Linked DNA regions of Mus musculus: regions 1, 3, 4 and 5 are each linked to region 2. Evidence: chromatin loops called from intact Hi-C (ENCODE). Cell type or tissue: left cerebral cortex. All regions are shown on one strand.

Evidence for each region. A loop is a pair of places that touch in the nucleus more often than their neighbours do. Peaks named below come from ENCODE experiments on the same cell type or tissue, not always from the same donor. Only the 100,000 strongest peaks of a DNase experiment are listed, where the experiment ranks them.
Region 1: it touches region 2 in a loop (3-fold over the local background); 3 of 42 quality-filtered maps call a loop at or near these places.
Region 3: it touches region 2 in a loop (2.1-fold over the local background); 2 of 42 quality-filtered maps call a loop at or near these places.
Region 4: it touches region 2 in a loop (2.0-fold over the local background); 2 of 42 quality-filtered maps call a loop at or near these places.
Region 5: it touches region 2 in a loop (2.4-fold over the local background); 7 of 42 quality-filtered maps call a loop at or near these places.

Annotation. Positions count from the first base shown.
Region 1 is chr11:67,662,132-67,667,131 of GRCm38, forward strand. It overlaps Gas7 (growth arrest specific 7), which reads left to right. Exons shown (of 14, transcript NM_001109657.3): 7 at 1-35; 8 at 3,257-3,331. It also overlaps a transcript of Glp2r not described here. Among named protein-coding and RNA genes, the nearest start is that of Rcvrn, 31 kb to the right of the region's middle. In left cerebral cortex, no CTCF peak of the experiment used is centred here; DNase peaks (open chromatin) are centred at 801, 2,341, 2,985 and 4,220; H3K4me3 peaks cover 188 bases; H3K27ac peaks cover 4,431 bases.
Region 2 is chr11:67,593,098-67,598,097 of GRCm38, forward strand. The region is part of intron 1 of Gas7 (growth arrest specific 7); the gene reads left to right. Among named protein-coding and RNA genes, the nearest start is that of Gas7, 9.1 kb to the left of the region's middle. In left cerebral cortex, no CTCF peak of the experiment used is centred here; DNase peaks (open chromatin) are centred at 2,899, 3,329, 3,907 and 4,465; H3K4me3 peaks cover 2,110 bases; H3K27ac peaks cover 3,123 bases.
Region 3 is chr11:67,526,828-67,531,827 of GRCm38, forward strand. It overlaps a transcript of Gas7 not described here. Among named protein-coding and RNA genes, the nearest start is that of Gas7, 57 kb to the right of the region's middle. In left cerebral cortex, a CTCF peak has its summit at 2,101 (motif pointing right); a DNase peak (open chromatin) is centred at 479; H3K27ac peaks cover 481 bases.
Region 4 is chr11:67,455,335-67,460,334 of GRCm38, forward strand. It overlaps a transcript of Gas7 not described here. Among named protein-coding and RNA genes, the nearest start is that of Gm40029, 110 kb to the left of the region's middle. In left cerebral cortex, a CTCF peak has its summit at 3,006 (motif pointing left); DNase peaks (open chromatin) are centred at 482, 976 and 3,000; H3K4me3 peaks cover 2,534 bases; H3K27ac peaks cover 1,453 bases.
Region 5 is chr11:67,645,791-67,650,790 of GRCm38, forward strand. The region is part of intron 4 of Gas7 (growth arrest specific 7); the gene reads left to right. Among named protein-coding and RNA genes, the nearest start is that of Rcvrn, 47 kb to the right of the region's middle. In left cerebral cortex, CTCF peaks have their summits at 2,187 (motif pointing left) and 4,724 (motif pointing left); DNase peaks (open chromatin) are centred at 2,169, 3,096, 4,275 and 4,630; H3K27ac peaks cover 2,735 bases.

The DNA of each region.
Region 1 (5,000 bases), 69 kb after region 2:
ATGCAGAAGGAGATGTCCGAGTTCATCCGGGAAAGGTGAGCTCAAGGCCCGTGAGGACCCACCCTGGGCCCTAAACCCCAAGGGGAAGGATGGCTTGCCATGCTCCGCCCTGGGACAGATGTGGCTAGCAAATGTGTGGTCTAGAGACAGATAGTGTTTCTAAAGGTTTGAACAAATTTACAGAAATATTGGTACAGGGCTGCATGCCTATAATCCCAGCATTTGGGAGGTGAGAGCAGGAGGTGAGGAGTTCAAGGTCGTTATCAGTTGTATAACAGGTTTATGGCTTGTCTGAGCTGCATGAGACCTCAAATATATATAACAAATACATACACATAAATCTATAAATATGTAAATATAACAAATGTGTGTGTGTGTGTGTGTGTGTGTGTGTGTGTGTGTGTGTGTATCACATTAAATCCTGGAAGCCTGGCATCTCTTGGTGCCTCCATAGCCCCTATGCCACAGTTGGCTGGAGCTGAGTAGCCCCATGCATGGGACCTGTGTCCTGTTTACCCCAGTCCACACCTCCCCACTGCTCCTGACTCGCTACTTTGTTCCTTTACCCTCATGGGAGTCACTGTCCCTTGTCACAATCAAGAAGAGGAATGTGACCTTCCAGGTCTTTTTGTTTTACTTGAGACAAGGTCTCACTGTGTACCCATGGCTAACCTGGACCTCACCCTGTAGACCAGGCTGGTCCCAGACTCAGAGATGAACCTGCTCTGCCTCCTGAGTGCTGAGGCCAAAAGTGTACGCCATTTCTAGCCTTCCATGGCTTCTTTTAATTAAAACTGTTTCCCAAGCCAAGGGAGAGAGAATGATCCTCCCACCCCATCCCTGCCTCTCGGGATTCTAATGGCCCTGTGCCTGCAGAACTTGGTGGTAGATGAAGATCCAACAGTTTCAGCTCATGGAAAATAGAGAGAGCTGCAGAGACGTCCCCAATTAATCCCCCCTTCTCTCTGCCTAAGTTCATGTCTCAGCATTACTGCACACCTGCACACCTGCACACCCATGCACACCCATGCAGAAATGTACCTATTCTCTCTCTCTCTCTCTCTCTCTCTCTCTCTCTCTCTCTCTCTCTCTCTCTCTCTCTCTCTCTCCCTCCCTCCCTCCCTCTCCCTCCCTCCCTCCCTCCCTCCCTCTCCCTCCCTCCCTCCCTCCCTCCCTCCTTCTCTCTCTCTCTCCCTCTCTTTCCCTCTCTCCCTCTCTCTCACACACATACACTGGCATCTAAATATCTTTGTACCTGCACAGCCATGCATCAAATCCCTACACAACTGTACATCTGAGCACCTGGATACCCACACACCCTTACATCTGCACCCCTACATCTACACCCCCACATCTGCATACCTGTATGACTGCATGTCTACACACTCATGCACATGTGCCTATATCTCTGGATATCTGCATGCCCTCATCACACCTGCACACTCACATATCCCAGTGTTCCCACACCTCACACTTGCACACCGAGCAACTGTACATCCCTATGCACAGACAGCCGCACGTCCATGCACCTGCACACTCACGGGCCTCTATGCACACACACCTGCACATGTATGTTTCTGCATACCACAACCTTGTGTGCCTACACTTACACACCCATGTGCCTGTACACTCATGTGCCTGTGCCTCTATACCTGCATATATGTGCACACATGTACACACTTGTACACTTGCATATCCACATCACATACCCAAACATCTGTCTACACACACACACACACATGCACACAAAACATATTTTTTTTCACAAACTTATGCACAACTTTCCAACAAGAATTTCTGAGACTTTCTGGGAATATTGGTTGCAAACAGCAAACATCTTTTTAAAAGTATTTCTTCATTATAACACTAGTAATCGGGTAATAATGCTTTGGCGTTTTTAAAGCCTGTTTTTCCTTAGGAGGCCTATTTTCCATTTGTATAATCAAATCTTTATTTTATGACCCATTAAACTAGTAGGAAATTGGAAAGCTGCTTTGTTCAGATGTGAGAAAACAGAAGCATAAAACAGACAAATAGAAAGCAATAGGAGCCGAAGCTTCAATATGCATATGGTTTACACTCATAACAGTGTCCCGTTGGCAAATGATGGTCTCTGCCATCATGGGCCACTATGATCATCTCTGGGATCCAGTGAAGGGAACTCAAATCCTTGAAACCTTTCTCAGCCCATCATTGGTGCTCTAGGGGAAGGCTGTCAGAGGCAGGAGAGCCAGGCTGCAGGGCTGGGAGAATACCTGGCCAGCACAGCCCTTGCAGTTTGCTAGGCTGAGGGAAGTGGGTGGGATGTGGAGATGGTACAGGCTGGTTCACAGCAGAGGCTCAGGATGCAGATGGTGTGTGCGCCTCCCTCTCCTGGCATGCGCTCTTGGCCTTGTGACATGATGAGATCTGCTTTCTGGAGATCTTGGCCACAGTAGGAAGGTGTGGGGTACCCATCCACATAGTCGGGGCTAGAGGCAAAGGTGGGCACCTGAAGAGAGACAGTGGTAAAGGATGGAGCTGGGTCAGTGTGAAACTCAGGAGCTTGCTGACAGGCTCCAGGCCGTGGTGCAGACCATTCAGCAGATCTGTGTAGTCACCCTAGTGAGTGGGAAGCAAATGGGACTTCTCTGTTTACTGAATGGAGCTGTAGGGCTGTCTAGGGCTCTGCCTTCAGATCACCTCTGGTTGTCATAGCCCAGCTCTGCCTCCCAATGTGCCCCAAGATCCTCTTAGGAGGTGAACATGCTGATGACAACCCACTTACCATGGATGTACCTAGCTGTACAGAATGTGCCCCAGAGAGTTGCCTTGGAGGTGTGTGGAGGGTTTTCCCCTCCTGGGAAATCCAATGGGACTGCTGCTCTGGACACTACCTGGCTCCCATGGAAACACTCGCACCCTTAACAATGCTCGGCAACTTTAGGCATTGTGGGTGGGAAAGTGGAGGAAGATGTTCTCTTCTTGCTTCTGTGGGTGGGGGCCGTCTGGGCATGCGTGAAACCTAGAACTGAGGGATGGAATGTTTGGGGACATGCTGGGCCTGCCTGAGAGTCAGTCACAAGCTTCTCTTGTTCCTGGAAGACTCTCACGCCCAACCTTGTGCTAGAGGTGGTGCTGGTAACAACTGCTATCCCTACAGCCTGGAGAAGGGAGACGCAGAGTCCAAACCATTCCTTTATCCAGTAGCTGTCACTGTTAGTGCCTCCTTTGTCAGTGGGAGCACTGAGAGGCACTGGGCTTTCTCTCTTTGCAGGATAAAGATTGAAGAAGAATATGCAAAGAACCTGGCTAAGCTCTCTCAGAACTCCTTGGCTGCCCAGGAGGAAGGGTGAGTTGGGAGGAGAGTGGAGTTGGGGGGAAAGGGTAGAGAGGAGGATGAGGGGACACAGAGGAAGGGTCCTTGCTTACTCAGCAAAGATGCTTTCTTGGGATGGAGAGAGATGGCTCACTGTGGGGTCTGTGCCTGTTAGTCATCCATAGTCCAAGGGAGGCCCACAGTACTTGAGGTAGGCACTCCGGGCTCAGACAGGGGACCAACAACAAGATGGACACCCATGGCTCAAGATGGGTTTTCATGGCTCAGGATTCAGACTCATGGGTCAAAACTGGTACCCAGAACTAGGAGGTTTTGGCTTCTAATCTCAGCACTGTGGTGGCTGAGGAATGGGGGATTATAAATTTCAGGCTAGTCTGAGCTACATAGTAACACTCTATCACAACCAACAACCCTCCCCTCAAGTACTTCTGTTTATGGCTCAAAGCAGCACTCATGGCCTGAAGTCTGGGTGTCCACACTCTAGCTTTACCCACTGTGCATATTTTTGAGTGATCCAGGGCCTCCTAGGTGCTGGAGCACAGCAGAGACCCTCTGCACTGTGCCCTGCTGCTAGACAGCAGCCTCTGGGTACCCAGTTCTGTTCCCCTTCTTCTGGGTATCGGGCTTGGAGGAAACCGTGTCTGAGAATTACCTACCCAGCCTCTCAGAGTGCTTTGGAGAGCCCCAGGCCAGGCCTCATCTCCCTCTCCGATGGTGACAGTCCAGATGGGGCTTAGGGACACGTTGAACCCTCCCAGCCTCACAAGAATATTCAGTGGGAGAACTCCTGTAGGGATTGATGCCTTCTCTGCTGTCTGTCTGCAGAACCCTACCTCCCCCTCCATGATCTCAAATGACAGCCACTGTGGAAAACAGCTTGTGATAATCACAGAAATAGCACACATCCCCACTCCTTCCTAGGTCCATCCTCAAATGAATCAGAACCAGGGACTCAAACAAGCATGCTCAGAGTCACAAAGACTACGAGGCAGAAACCACCCAAATCCCATCAGGAGGTGATCAGCTGCAGAAGCTGTAGCATACTCACAGTGGATACCCGTGGATGCACAACGGGGTATCATTCACCCATAGAGAGGAATACCGAGACCCTCTACTCTATGGAGGAACCTCAAAAACGCGATGCTGAGTAAGAGAAACCATCCACAGTGGGTCACAGAGTATATCATTCCAGTCCTCTGAGATGTCCAGAATAAGCAAAGCCATAGAGACAAAGCCCATGAGTTGGTGGTCAAGAGGGAAATGAGGAGTGGCAGTTAATAGGTGCATCTTTTCATTTTGAGTGTGTATATGTCTGCTGCAGCTGCTATAACAAAGTACCACAGGTTGAGTAGCTTCAACTATAGGAATTTGCCTGGGCCTGGTGGTACACATCTGTCTGTAATCCCAGCTCTCAGGGGTGGGGGAAGAGGTGGGAAGATCATGAGTTAAAGGCCAGCCTGGGCTACACAGTGAGATCCCTGTCTAGAAAAAGAACAGAGGAAAAAAAAAAGCTTCTATTTTGTCTCAGTTCTAGAGACTGGAAGTCTAAAGTTAATGATCCAGTAGGGTCGGTGTCTGACATGGGTTCTCCCTGGGGCGACGGATGGCTAAAAATCACCTCTCCCCCTCTGTCTGGGCTGGCGTAAAGAAGCGGCCCTACAGGGACAATAATCCTATTGGA
Region 2 (5,000 bases):
AAAAGGGAGAGGGAGGCATGGAGGGAGGGAGGGAGGGAGAGAGAGAGAGAAAGAGAGAGAGAGAGAGAGAGAGAGAGAGAGAGAGAGAGAGAGAATGAATACATATGCCACCTCTTAAACATCCCACCCTCTCAGTGTTGTTTCACCATAGGACTGTGGTAACAGAATAGGGGACAACCCAGAGCAGAGAAAAGAGAAGAGCAGGACACTACCTCTGCATCTCTTGCCTCTTGATACTGATATTTTCTGGTATTAGTTGAAGTGATTGTCACACATTTTTCATCCTCTATATAAACAGCAACTTGCAAACTTCAGTATGTACCCAAATTTTTAATTATGCATATACTTAATTGCATACATGCCTGTGTGCATGTGTGTGTGTGTGTGTGTGTGTGTGTGTGTGTGTGTGTAGTGCAGCACAGTGCAGTGCAGTTCATATGTATGGGTATGAGTAGGGAGGTCAGAGGACATGTTTTCCAAGTCATTTCTTGACTTCCACCTGGTTGAGGTTTCTTTTGTTATAGCCACAGACCTGCATACTTCACAATTGCTGGTTTTCTTGCTTAGAGTTTTATTGCAGTGATAAAAACGCCATAACCAGAAGGAGCTTGAGGAAGAAAGGGTCTGTTTCATCTCACATTTCTGATTCATGGCCCATCAGTAGAAATCAGGGCAGGATCCCAAGGCAGGAACCTGGCAGCAGGAACTGAAGCAGAGGTCATGAGGGAGTGCTGCTTACTGAACTGCTCCCTATGGCTTGTTCAGCCTGCGTGCTCAGACAACGCAGGATTACCAGCCCAGGGGTGGCACCATCCACAGTGACCAATAGTCAAGAAAATGCCCAACAGACTTGCCTAGAGTCCAGTTTCATGGACCTTTTTCTTAGTTGAGAGTCCTTCTCAGAGTCCTCTAATTTGTGTCAAGTTGCTTGCTGTAGAGTTGACCAACACACTGGCCCATGAGCTTTTGGGCAATTCTTCTGTCCACGCCTCCCACCTTGCTGTAGACTATAGATGCATGCCACCACATCCAACTTTTTATATGGGTTCCTGGGAATAAACTTGGGTTGTCAAACTTGTGTGGCTAACACACTTAGCAACTGAACCACCTCCCTGGCCCTTTCAGATCGTTCTTATACATAAGTGCACATGTGTGCAGTTGTACTGAGCTGTGCGTAAGTGCACGTGTGTGCAGGTGGACTCACCTGTAGGAGCACATGTGAGGGCTGGTATCCAGGCGTTCCTATTTCAGTGCTTCTCCGCCTTGTCTTTAGGATCTGATTAGCTCACACATGGGCCAGGCTGTCTTCCTAGCCAGCTCCTGGGATCTTCCTGTCCCCTCCAAGTGCTGAAATTAACTGATCTGCCACAGCTATGCTTGCCTTTTACAGGAGTTGTAGGGATCTGAACTCAGGTCTGCGTGCCCACACAGCAAGCACTTCACCCACTGGGCCATTTCCCATCAGTTGTTTCCAGTGATCGACCTAGGTCCCTTTGATTATGACTTCCTCTTTCTTCATATTAATTTCTCCTAAATTCCCAGACATTGGAGAGCACCCTCCAAGCACCCTGTGCCCACAGGTTCCAGCACCTGCTCACTGGGAATATTTAGGAGGGAAATTGTGCTTCCACTGAACACAATGGACTTTATCATCACCTTTCCTAAGCAGCTTGCATAGCTCTACCATATTCACATTGTTTTCATTGTTTCTTCAGTGGCGTATTCTTAGGAAATATCCACTTTTTGCGGGTGTTTTTGTTTGAGACAGTGTCTTGCTCTGTCGTTCTGGATATCCTGGAGCCTCTTTTGTAGGCCAGGCTCAGGTTCCTAAGTACTGGAGTTACAGGCATAAACCACGGTGCCTGGTGTAAATGTCCTTTAACGTATGCGAGGGGATACATGTAGGTTATGGTGTAAATGCTCTGTAAAGTTAGACAAGGAGATCAAGCATCTGGGAATTTAGATGTCTGTGGGGTTCTGGAATCGGGTCCCTGTGGACAGTGAGAGACAGTTTCTTTCCCTTTGCTATGGAAGAGACAGAAGTGACGTTCTGAGAGTCTTTGTTGATGACCATGTTTCTGTCACTTTTTCTCTAAGAAGAAATCTTGGCTTTGTGCAAACTTCTAACCCATAATATGCTAGAGGTCTCTTTTGTCTTCCTTTAAAAAAGAGGTCCCACTGTATAGCCTAGGCTGGCCTTGAACTCAGGCATCTTCCTGCCTCCCCATCCCAGAGCGCTGGGATTACAGGTTTGCCCTATGACGCCCAACTAAAATCCATTCTGCTTTTGTTTTGTAATTGCTATTTTATCTGTTTGAGGCAGGGTCCTGCTATGTAGCTGAGGGCAGCCCTGAATGTGCAATTCTTCTGCCTCAGCCTTGATGAAATGGTCATCTCATTTCTGTTTGAAGCTCGGTTTCCAGCATTCATTCATTCATTCATTCATTCACTCATTCAATGTTCCAGGCGGTGGGCTGACACTAAACTGAAGAAGAGGAGTGTGTCACTGCCTTCCTGACTCTTCTCTGTAGTTTTGTTTCCTTGTTTATGGGGATGTTAGCTCCCTGGGCTCCTTCTTCTGGCCAAGTCTCTGAATTATCAGCTTTCAGAAGAACACGAAGACAACCGCACCAGAGTCCAGCCTAATGCAATGAAAATAGACACTCTCAGAGGCACTGTGCCATCCTCAGATGTACCCTGCTTCCTCCACAGCCCTCTCCCATGACTTGCAATTTCTGATTAGATAGAGCTGAAGGAACATTCGCTTCACCAACGAGATAAAGAGAAGATGTCCAGAATTCTTGTAGAGCAAAAGTTTGAAGCTGGCAACATCATCATGGAAGGCAGGGCCACCATGGGTAGCTAGCATTGTGTGGGAGTCCTCCTACCATGAACAGGTGTCCAGGAGAAAGAATAGCCCAGTTAGTCTATTTTTGTTTGTTTGAGAAAGGGTCTCAATATGTAGCCCAGGCTGGCCTTGAACTCATGACTAGTGCCTCAGTGTTCTAGGTACTGAGATTATACCCAGGTGTGACCATCACACCTGTCCCAGATGAGACTTGGTCTTCCTAGTGTCTCTTTGCTCCCGTGGCCCTTGCTGGTTATGGAAATGGTTGTAGAGGCCGCTCCTGACATCATGTTTAGGATTACTCAGGGTGTGCTAGCAATAAACTAATTGCTAGTGCCTGAATCCATCAAGCGGCTTCCAGCCATGTCCTGGCTACTTCTGGATGTCCAGCTGGCTACATGGTTGGGAAGGAAGAATGTGCTGGCAAGTCGTTTGTGGAGGAGCCTTCAAGCAGTGCCAATCACAGCGCTGGGCTCATTAGCAGTCATTGTCATGGCAACGGGTCTGCCAGAAAGTGGCTCGTTAGGCTGACAACTTCAGAGGTGTTATATATAGATCTGGGGGGTGGGGGGAGAGGGGGTGCAGAGCCCTGTGGATATGCCTTTCTTTAGAGCTCCCATTGCTGCTGGGTTTGGGGTGTGAGAAGACAAGGAAGTGGGGACCTTAAAACTCACTGATCCGCTGCTAAACCAAGTGTCTGGAGGCCACCCGTGAACACCTGCAGGTAGCATTCGCTCACTCACTGCTTCAGAAGGTAAGAGGCAGGTGCTCCTAGAAGCATCCCGCAGGTGGAGATGGTGTCCCAGGATGAACTTGAATGTGAAGAGTGGAGGAGGCTCTGGGGAGCTTAGTAGAGGGGTCGGAACTTACTGGAGGCTGTAGATACAACCTCGAGTCTTTCTTTAAATAGTCTGAGGAGGGCATGGGGTTAGGGAATAAGATCCGTCTCTTTCATAAGTAGCTGTACCACTCAACACTGCCTCTTTTACAAATCGTATTTATTGAAGTTTTAGATTCCCTCCTGGTGTCTATTTCAGAGGTGATGGTTTCTCTCAGTTGCTCCCACTAATGCCGTATCGGAGTAGCTCTGGAGCGTAGTGAACCAAGGACTCAGGATGCAAACTGCCTTGATCTGGTTGGTGGCAACCAGCAGGGGTTTAGCATGTGCTGAGCTGCTGGCCACGCTTGGTTTTTGTTTAGGGTATTGTGTGTTTTTCTGGATTTTGCTTTGCTTTTTTTTTTTTTTCTGTGTGTTTGGTGATTGATTTTTATATGGTTTCTTTGGGCTTCTGTTTACTTGAGACAGGGACTTATTAGGTAGCCTTGCCTGGCCTCAGACTCACAAGGTAGCCCAGGCTGATGCTGAGTTGACCATCCTCCTGTCTCAGCCTCCTGAATGCTGGGATTACTGGTGTGTACCATCAGGTCCTGACGGAGCATTTCTTTTTGAACTTTGGGTGATAGCCCTTACTTGTTTGCTTGCTGTTTTCCAAAAGGAGTCAGTACCGCCATTAAGAGGAATGCTTTATTTTGTGTTTAAAATAAGGAGACTGGGGAAGTCAGCCGGCAGCCGGGGAATGAACGTGACGTCTGGGTGAGGGTGGTGATATTTTTGCGCATCTCCTGGGAAGGCATATGCTCCTTTGGAGACTGTGAGACAAGCAAGAGGTTCAGGCCTGAGTTGTCATTCCCCTTGTGGGAGTCGTATCTCAGGTGGACAAGTGCTGACATGGAGCTGAGTGTTGGCAGGAGATGGGCTGAAGGTAACTTGGCATCAAGTAACTGGGCAGAATTTTCTAGAAGCAAGCTAATTTTAGTTGGTTGGTTTGATTGACTGACTGAGTGATGTTTTCATGTTCTTGGACTGAACCCAGGGTGCACTAAGTCTGTGCTCTGCCAGAGCAATACTCTCAGCCCCAAAGCAATATTTTAAAGTCATTTTGGTTTAACCATTTAATTACCTGTACAATATTATGAACATCATTAAACCCCTGACTGTGATAGACCTTACTTAAAAATAGAAATAAAAGCATCATTTATACAGACATCTTATAAAGATATGTACTAAAGACATTTAGGGGTAGGAGTCATTATAGATGTGCAGAAATCAGACCTACACTCAGATCTCTGTGGGAACTCTGCTAGACTAGGG
Region 3 (5,000 bases), 66 kb before region 2:
CTAAACTCCTGCTCTCAGAGAAGCACTGTTTTTCTCCAAACTGTCAACTCGGGCCTTGATTCATGTCTTTCCATTTGGGTTAATGTTTTCCACATCGAAGTCTGGCGATTAGTAGGTAGCCCATTTCTAGCACCACCAAAATCCAAGTGCCCAGTGTGGGCCTGGCACAGAGAAAGAAGACAGACAGACAGACAGACAGACAGACAGACAGGGTAGTGCGCTTTATTCCTCAAGCCTGTCTGTTCTGCAGCTGGCTCAGCTCTGGCCTCCTCACTTCCAAGGCAGGAGCCCAGGGAAGATGCTGCTTGCCACTCTCCTGCCATTTCCCTCCCCTTGAAGGGCACACATCTCACAAGGGTGTGAAGAGGTAATTGCTTCAAGCCTGTGACTACCTACTGAAGAAGCCAAGTGTTAGCAAGTGACAGGCAGTTGGAGGGTGTGGAAAATGCTGTCTCTGTGGCTTTAAAAGTGTCACACAACTCTGTGTGTGTGTGTGCGCGCGCGCGCGCAATTGTGTGTCTTTTTTTTTCTTCTGAGAAGCATAATATTACTGTTGTTGCTATGGTGTTGTTGTGGGGGTGGCTAATTGGATACAACCCCATCTGATGTAGGCTAGTGTCTAGTGTCCATAGCAACTATCACATGGCAGCCATGAGGACTCACTTTGATTCTCTTCCCTGCTGTGAAGATAGCAGGAGATCATTCAGGGGTGGCTGTCTATGCTCTGACTGAAGTGTGGTGGCACCCAAATCAGAAACAAGATCACAAGGCTGCATTCAACTTGGGGGGAAAACATTCCATGGTCATTTCCCAAACTCAACTACAGCCCAGATTGACTGAGGAAACTTGTCTTGAGGGGCCACAGGTGATAGGAAATGGCATCCTAAGCAAAGACAGAAGTCCTATGTCTGCAGAACACCCTAGGGGCTCAGAGCCTTGTGCAGATACCACCTTTCCAATGAGACAACAGCATTCATGGCTTCAGTTCATAAACACACGTGCAGAAGTCTCCTGATGGTTCCCTCCCCTGAAAGGGGGTTCAGCCCTTAGAAAATTAGCCTACACTGGAAAGATCATTAGGGGGGAAATATATCAGGAGAGCCCTCACCTGAGTTACACCTACCATCAACAGCTCTGTTTTACTATAAAGGCTCTGTTATTTCCTCTTGAAATTGCAGCAGTGACAGGGAGCTACCACCCACTGCTACTCCCCAGGATGAGAGAGATCAAAGTACACATTACTACCAGCCCAGGGAAAGATCAAGGTGAAAAGTCTCTGGATGCAGTTTCTATTCGATGTACAGCACCACATACACTGAATGAATAGATCATGAGATAGAGATAGAGATAAAAATAGAGAATAGATCAATAGATGATAGATAGATAGATAGATAGATAGATAGATAGATAGATAGATCAGAACAGTGCAAATCAAGAACTAACTATACTTCTGTTAATTTTGCACTCTTTGTCGTTGTTTGGTGTTTTGTGACAGGGTCTCCCTCTGTAGCCCAGGCTTACCTGAAGTATATTATACAGTTCAGGCTGCCCTGAGTTCATGGCATTCTTCCTGCCTCGGTCCACGCTCTACGGTGCCAGGACTACAGGTGCAGGCTACTACATCCAGCTTAATGTTATATGTATTGAACAGTAATATTTGCTTGAAAAAGAATCAAACACTATCGAGTGAACGTTGTTTTTCCTGCAACCCTTGTCCCTACCGTGTCAATTTCCTCCCAGACACCAAACAAGGTATTGGTTTCTCTATTTTTTTTATTTTAAAGTTAAAAACATTTACTTAAACAATTTTAGAACTGTGTGTGTGCACACACATGCATGCATGTAGAGGCCAGAAGAGAGCATTAGGATTACCTGGAGCAGAAGTTACAAGAGGGTTTGAGCTGTCCTTAGATGGGCGCTAAAAATTGAACTCAGGACCTCTGGAAGAGCAGCAAGTGCTCTTAACTGTTGAGCCATCTCTCCCGTCTTCTTCAAGTTTTTTTTTTTTGTTTGTTTTTTTAAATATTTTTTTTAATTTTGTGGGTTTGTCAGCAAATGTGCATGGTATCCATGGGAGCCACAAGAGGGCACTAGATCTGCTGGAACTGTAGTTAGAATGGTTGTGAGTGCTGGAAGCAGAACTCAGGTCCTCTGCAAGCACAGCCAGGCCTCTCAACAACTGAGTCATCTTTTTGTTCTCCCCTAGCCAGCCCAAATATTTCATTTCATTCTCTCTCTCTCTCTCTCTCTCTCTCTCTCTCTCTCTCTCTCTCTCTCTCTCTCCCTCTCTCTCTCTCTCTCTGAGATAGGATCTCCTTATGTAACTCTGGCTGTCCCGAAACTGCTATGAAGACCAATCTGGCCTTGAACCCATGGAGACCTGTTTGTCTCTGCCTCCCGAGAGTTGGGATTAAAGGCATGCATTGCCATTTTCCATTTAGAATTATGTTATTTAGTTACTTTGTGCATGGGTGTGGTGGTAGGGAGGGAGGGTTCCCACCCTTGCTCTGGTGCTCAAGTAGAGGACAGTGGACCAATGACAGACTAGCTTCTCTCCTTCCACCATGTAGGTCCCGAGTATCAAGCTCTGCTCATCAGTCTTGGAGGCAAGGGCCTTTACTTGATGAGTCATCTTGCTGGAGTCAAGTCACTGATCTCTTGTAGGAATGTCTACACATAGTGTAAGCATTTGTAAATGTCTTTGTTCCTAGAGATGTCCACACATAGCATAAGCATTTGTAAATGTCTGTGTTTCTTCCTTCCCTTTAGCTCAGGTGTCTGTATCCTTAACATGGGTTTTGCCTCTACACTGCAACCGTGATGATTCTATGTTATTTGCATGTTTGGGGAACCAAACCCAAGGCCTTGTGCATGCTAGGCAAGCTAAGCTCATCCAGCTTACTTTGTAGCTGAGGCTAGCTTCCAACTCCCGGTCCTCCAGCCTCCACTCCTGCTGAGAAAATAGGCATGTGCCATCATTCCACCTGGATACTGCAGTTTTGAAATTATACAGTGTGTCCTGGAGTTTAGCTACCAAGTGTCTGTTCAATGCTTTGACCACCTGTTTCCTGGACAGAGAAGGAAGTTGCCTCTAATCACTCTCCAGCACCAGCTATGGATAGTCCTGTCCATCCATCCATCCATCCATCCATCCATCCATCCATCCGTCCGTCCATGCATCCACATCTGGCTGAGTATCTTGGAAGGGTTCTTGTCTCCAGTAAGACAAAGCTAATGGACAATATAGCCCTAATCTGTGGGAAGGCCCTTTCCCCCCACAGCCTTGCAGACATAATGAATTTTCAGGTTTCAAAAACTGTTTGCAGAAGCTTGGCTTTGCTTCTGCACAGTTCCTCTGTCCTGCCTCTCTAACACTGTTCCTACCTTTCATGGGTCTTGGCTTGATTCAGTTTGGCTCCTAGGGACTCTCAGAGGACCCTCTATCCTGTAGTCTTTTGCAGACTTGATGAATCCCTCTGTAGGCCAGTGGATAGTCTCACATGCTGCCTGGCCCCAGGTGAGGCCCTTTTAAGCATTTGCATTTATGATTTGTGATAACGTCAGCAGGCTTCCTTTCCTATGTGCAGCTCCTCTTATCTTCCCTACTTCCTCTCTAGTCTAATCTCCATCTGTACACCCACACCCGAACATCTCTGCTTATCGAATCCACGCTGTGTGTTCGGCTTCTCACCCATCAAGGATCCAGGGTTTTCAGTAAAAGTCATACTCTGGCAAATGCCTCTTGACTCCATTCCTAGGGACACGTGCTCAAGAATGAATTCCAGGGTGGATTTGGGTGTGGTGGCATCATTTCTGTCCTCTTAAGTCTTTCTAGTCATGGGGCTGGAGGTAGAGCTAGAGCCTGGAATGCTAGAGAGATGCCTTAAGCCGGCACAGCCCAGAAGAGCTTCCTGTGGCAACAGAAACCTTCTGTTTGTGTCACTACCATGTGCTTGGTCACACTGGGGACATGGTAAAAGGGACCGTGGAAAGGGGTCTTCACATTTATTTAATTTGGATTAACTTAGGTTTAAATAGCAGTAGCCATATCAGATATAGCCCAGCTCTAAGGCATACACGTTTAAGGACAAGAATAGGACAGTAAAAGCCTTTTAGTGGGGCCAAGTATGGTGGAATACACATGTCTTTAACCCAACACGTAAGAGTTGGAGGCTAGTGCATCTCTGTTTACTCAGGGCCAGCCTAACTTACATAGGGAGTTGCAGTACAGCTAGGGTTACATAGTGAGATCTTGTTCTCCAAAAAAGGAAAATAAAAATAATAAATAAATAAATAAATTAATTAATTAAAAAGGGGTCTCATGTAGCCTAGGCTGGCCTCAAACTCTCATGTAGCTGAAGACAATCTGAACTTCTGCCTCTACACATATGCATTGGCACGTGTGCCCTCCCAAACAAACAAAAACAAATAAAAACATTTAAAAAAAAAAGAGGAGCTATGTAAATTTCCATAGAAAGGCCATAAACTTAGTGGCTTAAGCAACACATTTCTCCACTTATAATTTGGAAGATCTGAAGTCTGAAATGGCTCTTGCAAGGTTAAAACCAGGGTGTGGCCAGGGCTGGTTCATCGTGAGGCTCTGAGAACATTCCTTTCTTTTCCATCTTGCTCAATTCGTGATTCCTCATCATGTGTCTTTTCCTGCCATTTCCTGTGTTCTTTCCTCTCAGGACTTGGTCTTCCTGTTAGAAGGGCCTTTTTGTTTAATGGTGGTGCTTAGGGTTGAACCCAGGACTTCCTAGGTGCTAGGCAAGCACTCTGCCTCTGTAATGCCTCCCAGGCCCACTTAAGACTCTTTTGCTTGCACTTAAGAACTTCCTGGAACTATTCCATGTAACTCTCCATCTCAGAATCCCTGACTTAACACACCCTTTGCAAGTCTTTTAAAAAAATTTAAAAAAGAAATAAAATAAAATATAGTCAAAAAAAAAAAAAAAGAAAGTCTTTTCTGCCATATAAGGTTCTGGTTAGGAAACTGA
Region 4 (5,000 bases), 140 kb before region 2:
CCCGGCCCGGGGGCGTCGCCGCTCGCTCTCCGGAGCCGGTGGAGCCCACGAAGCCAGCTCTGCTGGCGAGCGTCCGCTTCCCTGCAAGCAGCGCGCGTGGCTCGGCGGCCCGGAGACCCCTGCGCAACCCCGCCACGGCGCGCGCCCAAAGCGCGGGAGCCCGGAGCACCGGGCGCCTGGGACCCCGCGCAGCCGCTGGCCAGCCCGCGGGGCTCGGCAGGGATGCGGGCTGTGCTGTGAGACCGGGCGCCAGGGCCATGGCCGGCGCCCGCTGCCGGACCCTGTACCCCTTCTCCGGGGAGCGGCACAGCCAGGGGCTGCGCTTCTCTGCGGGCGAGCTGCTCACGCTGCTCCAGGTCCCGGACGGCGGCTGGTGGGAAGGCGAAAAGGACGACGGGCTCCGTGGCTGGTTCCCCGCCAGCTACGTGCAACTACTAGAGGTGAGAGGCCAGGGCCGGGGTCGGGGACCAGCTACCCTCCAGACAACCCGGCTTTGGGGGACGAAGGGTGCGGGGGAGGGGCTGGGGCGTGGACAGCGTTCTCCTCCTACCCGGCCTCCTGAGCACGTCGTGGCCTCTGTGGGGAAGCGAGAACTTGTTGCCTGTGCGAGTTCTGGAGCAAGCGGGCGCTCTGCCGCGGAAGACAGGGGCCACCAAGGGACTGCCGAGCCAGGTGGTCTTGGCAAGGCGAGAGGGTGATGGGGGTTTGGAAAGGTGGCCCCACAATTCCGCCTCTCTGGTAGACTAGCGGTCAGTCATGCTGACCAGGGACAGGTCGCCTGGCTGCCTCCAGGCGCCCACTTGCCGGACTGCTGAGAAGCACCAGTTAGCAATGAGCTGGAGCAGAGCAGCAGGCTAGACCCGTGGATACAGCTGGACCCTAGGTAGCCTCCCATCCTCTAGGATCAGTACCCTAAAGTGCCTTGTTCTTGGGGATCTGGCTTGGTCCCAAGGCTTCATAGGACTGCTGAGCCAAGTCAGCTGGCTGTTTATTGTCTGGGTGACAATTGCGAGGCCTCTTTGGCCTCTAATCACTGAGCTCATGGTCACAGTCTGAGTGAAAGCCCAAGTTTCTAAAGTCCTGTGTGTATGTGTGTGTGTGGTGTATGGTGGGGTGGGGTAGTATTTTTCAGTCTTTACTGACAGGCTGCTGACCCCAGGATTGTCATAAATGCTAAACTAGTCCTCACCATCAGTAATGTGTGTATTCTTAGGTTTTGGTAAAACCCAGCCTAAATAAGGGACCAAATTTATTTTTTACTGGGATCTATTTAAGAAGAGAGTAGCAAATTTTGAATGAAAATGTTACATGCAACTCTGGCCCACGGTGAGGTGGAGAGATGGTTGTACAGTGGGCAGGCCTGACAAGTGTCCAGTGGCAGCAGCATCAAATGTCTGTGCAGCCTTCGGAAACACATGATGCTTCTCTCTGGTCCAAGAAACAAACTTGCTCTAAATGGACCAAGGCACTCCTCAAAATGGACTTGGTAGTATTTCTAGGGGAAAGGCTGGGATGAGCTTCCTGGGGTCTTAGCAGAGGTGTCTCTGGAAGCTCATGGTGTGCTCTGAGAACCTGTGTCAGCAGGAGAGGCTCGGGCTTGGTTCTCTGCTTTTCCAAGTTCCATCTCTGAGAGCTACATTAAAAACAAAATTAATGGAAGTATCCTTTGACAGGGAAATCTTGAGTCTCCTGGCAAAAAGCTCTCTGAAATGCATGTGTGAGTTCTTTTGGTAGCCACATTTCCCCAGGAAATACTGATGTGGAAATTTGCCTGGTGATTGTCTGTCTAGGGAGGAGTGTCCCTGACTGGATTCAGCCAGCTGTTTTGGGTGGGGATTCCTAAGAACAGAGTGCCCCTGCTTTTCAATGGAGCATGAACAGACCCAGAAGACAGCAGAACTATCCTCTGTGTTGGCCTGGGTGTGCTTGTGGCATCCGTTAGCACTTATGGAGCTAAGAAGTCCCTGGTACCTAAGGACTTTTCAGACACCTCCAGTCTATTAATAGCACCTCAGTGCTACCAGGAGGACCCTCCAGTTGTACCTACACAAGCCATGTGGACTGTCATCAATTTCCTAACAGCTCTGTGAATGTCTAAGAGCTGTCCTCCATATAGGAAGCTTTATTCGACTTGAGCCGCAGTCTTGTAGCTAAGGCTAGCTTCAAATTTGCAGTCTTCTTGCCTCTGCTTCCAAGTGCTGGGATTCCAGGCTTGTGCCACAGTATCTGGCACTGTCCTCGGTTTTACAGACAAGAGAAGACACGACAGCATTCGAAAAGCATGTCTGTCACCTAAGGAGTCACGTTTGCCTGTTAGCCTAACAGCTCAGGTGGCTGAATAAATTCCTTGTGCATTTTGAACCCCAATCACCTGGACTAAGCTAAAGGAAGGGTCAAGAATGATGTATGTGGAGATGGCGGGCATTGCCCTCCAGTTGGTATATTGGTAACAGTATCCTTCATATGACCTGAAATTCTGGGGCCTAAGAGTCGATAGCTGTATCCTGGGACAGCCCGGACCACTCCTGCTGCCATCTCTGAAGTCTGAATCCACTCATAACCAGCTGATTTCCCTAAAGGTGAGGGCAAGGGTGGACCTGTCCCTGCTGCCCAAGTACTGACTAGGATTCTCTCAGCACCAACATAGAGGTTCGTGGATCCAGTTCTTGGTGGCTTGCAATCTCCCATGAGAATAAGCTGGACCACTAGGCAGAGGGCTGGGAAGGGACAGAGGACATGCTGTGGAGTCTCTTGGGGTGGGCTGAGTTTCATAGACAGGGAGGAAAGTTGAATAGCAGTGGGTAGCGTATGAAGTGTATGACTTCTGAGACTACAGAGTCTGGCAGCTGCTGGGAGGCAGAGGAGGGCCTGTGGACTCAGAAGCTGGTTCTGCTGTAGGGGTAGAAGTCTGAACAGAATGGACCTCATCAGCCTCCCTGGAAAGGGATGGGGTGACAGACAAGCAGCTGAAGAACTTGGTATTCCTCACAGTGTTCCTTTCGCCCTCTGGTGGAAAGAGGAATAAAAGGAAGTGTCTTAAAGGAGGATGTGAGATACTGACAAGAATTCGCAAAGTGGACTCTCTCTCTCTCTCTCTTCCTGGTTCTGACAAAGGATGGGAAGTTAGAGGCCAAACTTGGCAGGAAACACTATGGAGGGGAACTGGGAGCTGAACTCAGAAAGGACTACTAGATCTGCCTTGGAGATAGCCAGCTTCAAATGAGAGCAAGGATCAGGAGGACCTGGTCATTGGGGGCAATCTCTTTGGTCAAGACTCACGGGAACTGGAAAAATGATAGAGTGGGTATCTGGATGACGAAAGATGAACTCTAGAGGACCTAAGCCAGGACAGAGAGATAGAGGACCCAGGAACCCTGGCCCCAGGAGTCCTGGTTACTCAAGGTGTGGCCAACCCTTTAGAGGGCACTTAGTTTCCCCAAAGATATGAGGTCTAAGATAGTTGACTTCCCATTGCTGTGTCAAGGCACTGAATGATAGCATTTGCAAGTGGGAAAGATGTATTTTGAACCTGGGCTTAAAATTTTCAGTTTCTGGTCAGCTTTTAGTCCAATAAATTATGAGTATGTGGTAACAGAGAACGTCTCATAATGTCCAGGAAAGGAAGGGGATGGTGTTTTAATTCTACCACCCCCTACCAAGACCTACTCTCCAAGGGCTCCATCACTTTCTAGGAATTCCACAGGCTGGTTACTGAATCTTTAGCATATGGGAACCTTTCAGATTGCAACCATAACCAGACCTACCAGCCAATACCCAAAGCTGGCTTTGGTGTGCAAAGACCCTGGGATGAGAGCATCTAGAGAAGCCTTTCCTGATGTCACCTTCAGCCACATAGAAGGGGAGCAGCAGGGAACTCCACTGACATTGTCTGAGAGACATAATAGAAGAAGAATGGATGGATGGGGGAGATGGGGCCAAGCTGGAGACTAGAGAGTACATGTCAGACAAGCTCCAGGCTAGGCTCTGGATCACCTTATAGATTTGTGGACCTACACAATGGATGATTTCCACCAGCCCTCAAGGGTGTAGGCACAGCTCCAGGGGAAGAGAGATAGAGGTGGGAGGTGGGCTCTCTATCCCAAGGAAGACTTGTAGCGTCAGGTGTGGTTCCAGAGTAGGCACAAAGGCTGGTCAGGCCTAATAGACTCAGGGATTCTTTGTGGTCTGCTCTTTCTTTAGGTAGAAGTCAGGGACCTAAAGGGTGGTGTAAGATTTCAGTAGAAACACCCGGAATTCGGGGAGATAATTTTACAAGGGTGATAGGATTGGAATACAGACACGACAGAGCTCTCCTTTAGGTGGTGCTGAGGTCCACACAGGCAGGTTGTAGTCCTGAGAGACACTGCTCAAATCGTGTCCTCAGATGTCTGTGTTGAAAACCTAACACTCAAACACAGCAGTATCAGACGGTGTTAGGTTCTGAGGGTTCCACCCCCATGAATAGATTAATGCCAGTTATAAAGAGGCCTGAATGTCTATAGTTTGAGAGCTTGCCCTTCCTCTCTCTGCCTTTTATAATGGAGTGGTGCCATAAGAACTCAAAGATGCTGGCAGCCTCCAGAGCCATGAGAAATATATTCATTTGATAGAACACCCAACTTGTGGTATTCCCTTATAGCCATTCAAAATGGAGTCAGCCTCACACACAGACTTCATTAGTGCTTGTCCGTGGGACAAGGCGGGTGCAGAGGGTCGATCCTTGAACTCCATCTCCTCTCTTCTCCCTCTTTGCTCACCCGAGGATCATGTGATCACATGACAGGAGGTTATAAGGATTAGCTTATAGTAGGGATTGATGGACTGTGCTGAGGATAATGAAGAGATGGATTTTTCTATTGCTAGGTAACAGAGCACCCCAGAATCCGTCCTATATGATTGAGTGGCTGGAGCTCAGCTGGGCGGGGCTTCTGTTGGTTCACCTTGACAAATTCTATGCTACAAGCAACTTGCAGTCAAATGGCAGAGGAGGGTCAAGTCCT
Region 5 (5,000 bases), 53 kb after region 2:
GAGAGAGAGAGCATCCACAGGTATGAGCATCCATTTATGTGTGTGTATGCATGTGTGTGCAATGTGTGTGTGCATGTGTTTGCATGTGTTTGTGCTTGCGTGTATATGTGTGTGTATGCATGTGTGTGTGTGCGTGTGTGCAAATATAGGGTATTCAGTTTTATTTAGAAGAAAGAAAGCTGTGTTTATGAGAAGAAAGATGACCAGATCATCTGTGGTGACCTAGCTGCACCTCAGACTGAGTTTCTGCATTGGAGACATTTGGTGGCATCTCTGATTTTGAGTGTTACCACCAAAGAGGGGATGTTGGTGCATGTGGAAGATGCAAGGGATGTCACCCACTGTTGTGCAATGCAGAATGGCTCCTACAACAAGGAATTACCTAGTTTGAAAATATGAATCTCGTTAAGGTTGTAAAAGCATGATCAGAGACTGAAAGTAATTTTACTTTCTTCAAGTTTTCTAAAAATCAACACATTTCACTTTCTATAAAAGACAGATATACTTTTTTATTTAAGAAAATAGGATGCGGCTGCTGGAGAGATAGCTTAGGCTATGAAGTGCTGATTGCACAAGCCTGAGGCCCCGGGTCCAATTTCCAGCCCCCACATAGAAGTCAGGCCATGGTGGTGATCTGTAGTCCCAGAGCTGGGGAAGTGGAGACAGGAGGATCAGCGGGCTACACTGGTCAGCCAGCGTAGTGCCCGTGGTGAACTCTAGGGCAATGGCAGACGCTGTCTCGGGAATGAAGAAGAGAGTGATTGGGACTGACCTCTGCCACACCTTGTGTGTGCTCACATATATGCGTGTGCATAGATATATCACACACACACACACATACACACACACACAACTCCACACATACTACACACACACACCACACATATCATACCACACACACACACCCCACACACACAACACCACACACACTACACATACACACACACACAACACCACACACACTACACACATATTACACACCACATACACACACACATACACACCACACATACACACCACATATCACATACCACACACACACACATCACACATACCACACATATACACTATATACATATACCACACACCATACATACCACGTACATACACCACACATACCACATATATACACCACATACATACACCACACACACCACATAAAAACACTACACACACACCACACACATATACACACCACATATACACCACATACATAAAACACTATACATGCACATACCACACACAGATGCTACACACCACATACATACATACATCATACACACATACACATACATACATGTACACATGCATGCACACAAACCAATACACGCACATGAACACACATAGTTGATAAGGGATGTGTGGTACTGGGTTTCCAGGGAAGGCCAGCTCTGAGCCCCAGGTTGGTAGACAGTGGCTACAACACACAGGCAGGTTAGCATAACATTCGTTTTGGATGATAACCCTGAAGTAAGACCTCCTCAGAGAAACAAAAGTCAACAGTGTGGTACGTGGCAAAGGTAAATCTGCATCTGCCCGCTGCATCCGGAACTGTAAAGTAGATCCGTTAGGATTCTTTCAGGCTATGAACAGACAACATTTGAAGAGGAAGCCGCTGGTTTTTAAGCCCAGTGTGTGAACTGCTGAGGCTAATTATCAAAAGTGCTCTACCAGCTAACCATGAATAGGTTGAGAGAGTCTCCCTTAAAAGGCAGCAGGGCCCAGGCAATGCCTGAGCACACACAGCATTCTTCAATACACAGGGAGATTTACTCTCCATCCCGGGCTGCCAATCATAACTCACGATTGTTCTTGATAATATCTTAAGACTGAGACGTGGCTCAGCGGCGGAGTAATTACCTAGTGTGTTCAAGGCTCAGGGTTTGGTCACTAGCATGTGTGTGCCTGTGAACAATGATTAAATATGAGTGAATGAAGGGCCACGTAACCATCGAAGAGGTGGGATTTGAGGCCACAATGGCCAAGCCCAGATTTGCGAAGAGCCTTATTGATTTCGCTCTCTTTGAGAGGGCAAATGGGAAGGCATACAGGTAGCAGGAAGGGGCAGGCACACCTAATGTCCCTATCAGACTGAGCGTCCTGCTTTTTCCATTGCCCAGTCTTTTGAGAGCTGGGTGGATGGGCACTGGTGGTGGTGGTCTGGTGCCTCCCAGTGGAAAACTTCAGTACTGCAGACATCAAGGCGGCTGCTGCCTGTGTCCTGGATAAAGGGCACCTTCCTGGTTGGGAGATAGCCCGGGAGTCAAAGGCCAATAGCCTTAGAAGAAACAGATCTTAGATTGCACCTTCTCTTCCTGCCCACCATTACTTGGGCTTTTTTGTAATCCATCCTTCCATCAGTCTGGCTTCCTGACTACCCCAAAAGACACAAAAGGAAAGATGGGACACTGGGGCTCCTACAGAGTGTGTTGAAGAAGGTAGTTTAAGTGGAGAAAGAGCTGAGAGGCTGTGTCTCTGCAGTTCCTCCCCAGGCCCCTGGCTTTAGTAACGCACACCCAATCATCGTGTATTTAGGTCTTTGCTAGGCTCTGAGGTATGGAAAGGCTCAGCCCTAGCTGGGGAGGACAATGGGTAAACAGTTGTTTAATTGTATCAGTGGTAAGAACTCTCGGGAGGCAGAGGATTTCTGAGTTCAAGGCCAGCCTGGTCCACAGAGTGAGTTCCAGGAAAGCCAGGGCTATCCAGAGAAACCCTGTCTCGAAAAACCAAAAAAAAAAAAAAAAGATGCTAGGCTGGAGGAGTGGAAGAGGCTACACAGAGGGTTGGTTAACAAAAAGATGGGGGGGGGGGGCTAGTGAACAGTCTTCCAGGGCACAGCATGTAGATGCCTAGAGGCAAGAAGGAGGGTGAAGCTTTCCAAGAACCCACAGACATCAAGTGTGTGTCATGCTGTGACTTACTGAATTGGCAGGTGTGGGAGGGCAAAAGATGCGGCAGGAGGGGTCTGCATGGCCCATCACAAGGAGCCCGGTTTTGTGCCAACAGCGCTGGGAACTGAAGAGGGTTTTTCCTATTCCTCTAGGATTCAAGAGATCCCTGGGGAGGGGCTGCTCGCCTGCGTGTCATGGAGTTGCTCACAGCTTAGCCAGTAGTGTGTGTTCTTTGTGGCAGCAGAGATGCTGGGATACAGCCAGGATGTGGGAGTAGCAGTTCAGCCAAACGGGAGGAGAACTAGGCAAGCAGTACACAGATCAGGAGGAGCATGGAGTCTCTGCTCCAAGGATAGCCTGGGCTATGTAGTGAGCTCTGGATCCAGAAGGAAAAAAAAATTCTCCAGAATTATATGCAAAGGGCAAAATGTAAACGTGTCTGTTGTAGGACTGTGTCAACTTACAAAAGTCAAGGGCTTTCTGTGACAGGGACCCACGGACCTAGCATCTCATTTCAGTGAGCGCTGGCATTAGGCCAGTGTTGGTTCATGAATGGTCTCATCCTGCCTCGACATCCCCACCTGTACCTACAGCAAAACTCCTGACTTATGGATCTAAATCAGTGGTTCCCAACCTGTGGGTTGTGACCCTCGGAAAGTACATATTTCCAATGGTCTTGGGAACCCCCAAACACACATTTATTTTTGTTGCTACTTCATAACTGTAACTTTGGTACTGAGCACTGCCTCAGCTCCTAAGACCATAGGTTACTAATGCCCTAAATATAAGTATTTCTAATTGTAAACCAAGTGGAAAAGGTATCAGAGTACCATTACAGTACCCCAAAAAAACACAAGTCCAATAATATTATCTATCATGTGCATTCTAGATTCTAATTCTTTAATGGTCCCCCAAATGCCTTTTATACCAGCTTTTCTCCCCAGGTCAAGAGCCATTCAAGTTTTTGATATGAAAACGTTGATTACTTTGCCTCTTTAGCCCTGTCTATCATTGTCTGTCCGTCCACCTCTCTCTCTCTCTCTCTCTCTCTCTCTCTCTCTCTCTCTCTCTCTCTCCTTCCTTTGTCTGTCTGACTGTCTATCTACCTCATCATCTCATGTGTTGAGATGCAACTAATTATTATACACTTCCATCATTTAAAATACAGTCTGGGACTACAGCTCAGTAGGTTATAAGGGGAGTGATCAACATCCAATCCCCAGGAAGCAAAGAGAGGGAGGGGGAGGGAGGGAAGAGGGAAGTGGGGGTGGTGCTCACCAAGCATTCTTGGTTGTTTTTAGAGTGCTCCTTGTGTGCATCTTGCATCACAATGGATTGTAGAGAATTCACATCCCTCTAGGCCTCCCCCAAAGCCATGGGCTGCTACTAGCCTACTTTCTGACTCCAGACTTTTTTTTTAAATGGTGCTTTATCTACAAGCAGGTCGGCTCTATGCAGTTCTTACTGGCTGACTGCTTTCTCTCCGATGTTTTTGATGTCTCTGTTGAGTGTGCTCAACTTTGATTCCCACTGCTGACTTGTATACCAGGAGCCGGGCGCTTTTGTCACCTTGTCTGCTCCAGTCTCTTTGTCTAGGCTGATGCCCCATGGCTTTTCTTTTGCCTGCCCTCACACTGACTTCTAGCTTGTTTTGAAGACTCCAGGTCGTTCCTTGTCTTGTAGGCCAACCTACATTCTTAGTCTGTTTGCTTTCTCATGCTTGGACCTAGGCTTGTCGTTTGACAGGCGTTCTGTATGGGGTGAGCTGGCTGCTTGCTGGCTGTTGCATCTCCAGGGAGGCACACAGTCGCAGGTCTGCCCCCTGTTGGGGAGGCCCTGGGTCACTGTAATAACTACAGATTTTTTTCATTTGTTTCCCTTTCTGATGGATGGGTAGCCCAGGGGACACCAGTGTGACACTGTGACTGTCCTGCCTCCTGACCATAACCACTCTGTGCCTTGAGTATCAGTGAGGATCACAACCGAAGTCCCTTTGACACTGGGATTTCCGAGTGGTAAACTCTATGTAGATTGTCATGGGTATCCTCCCGGAATGGTGTGTTCCCTCTGACCGCTGTGGAGTGACTCCCTTGTGGTCATTATTACTAT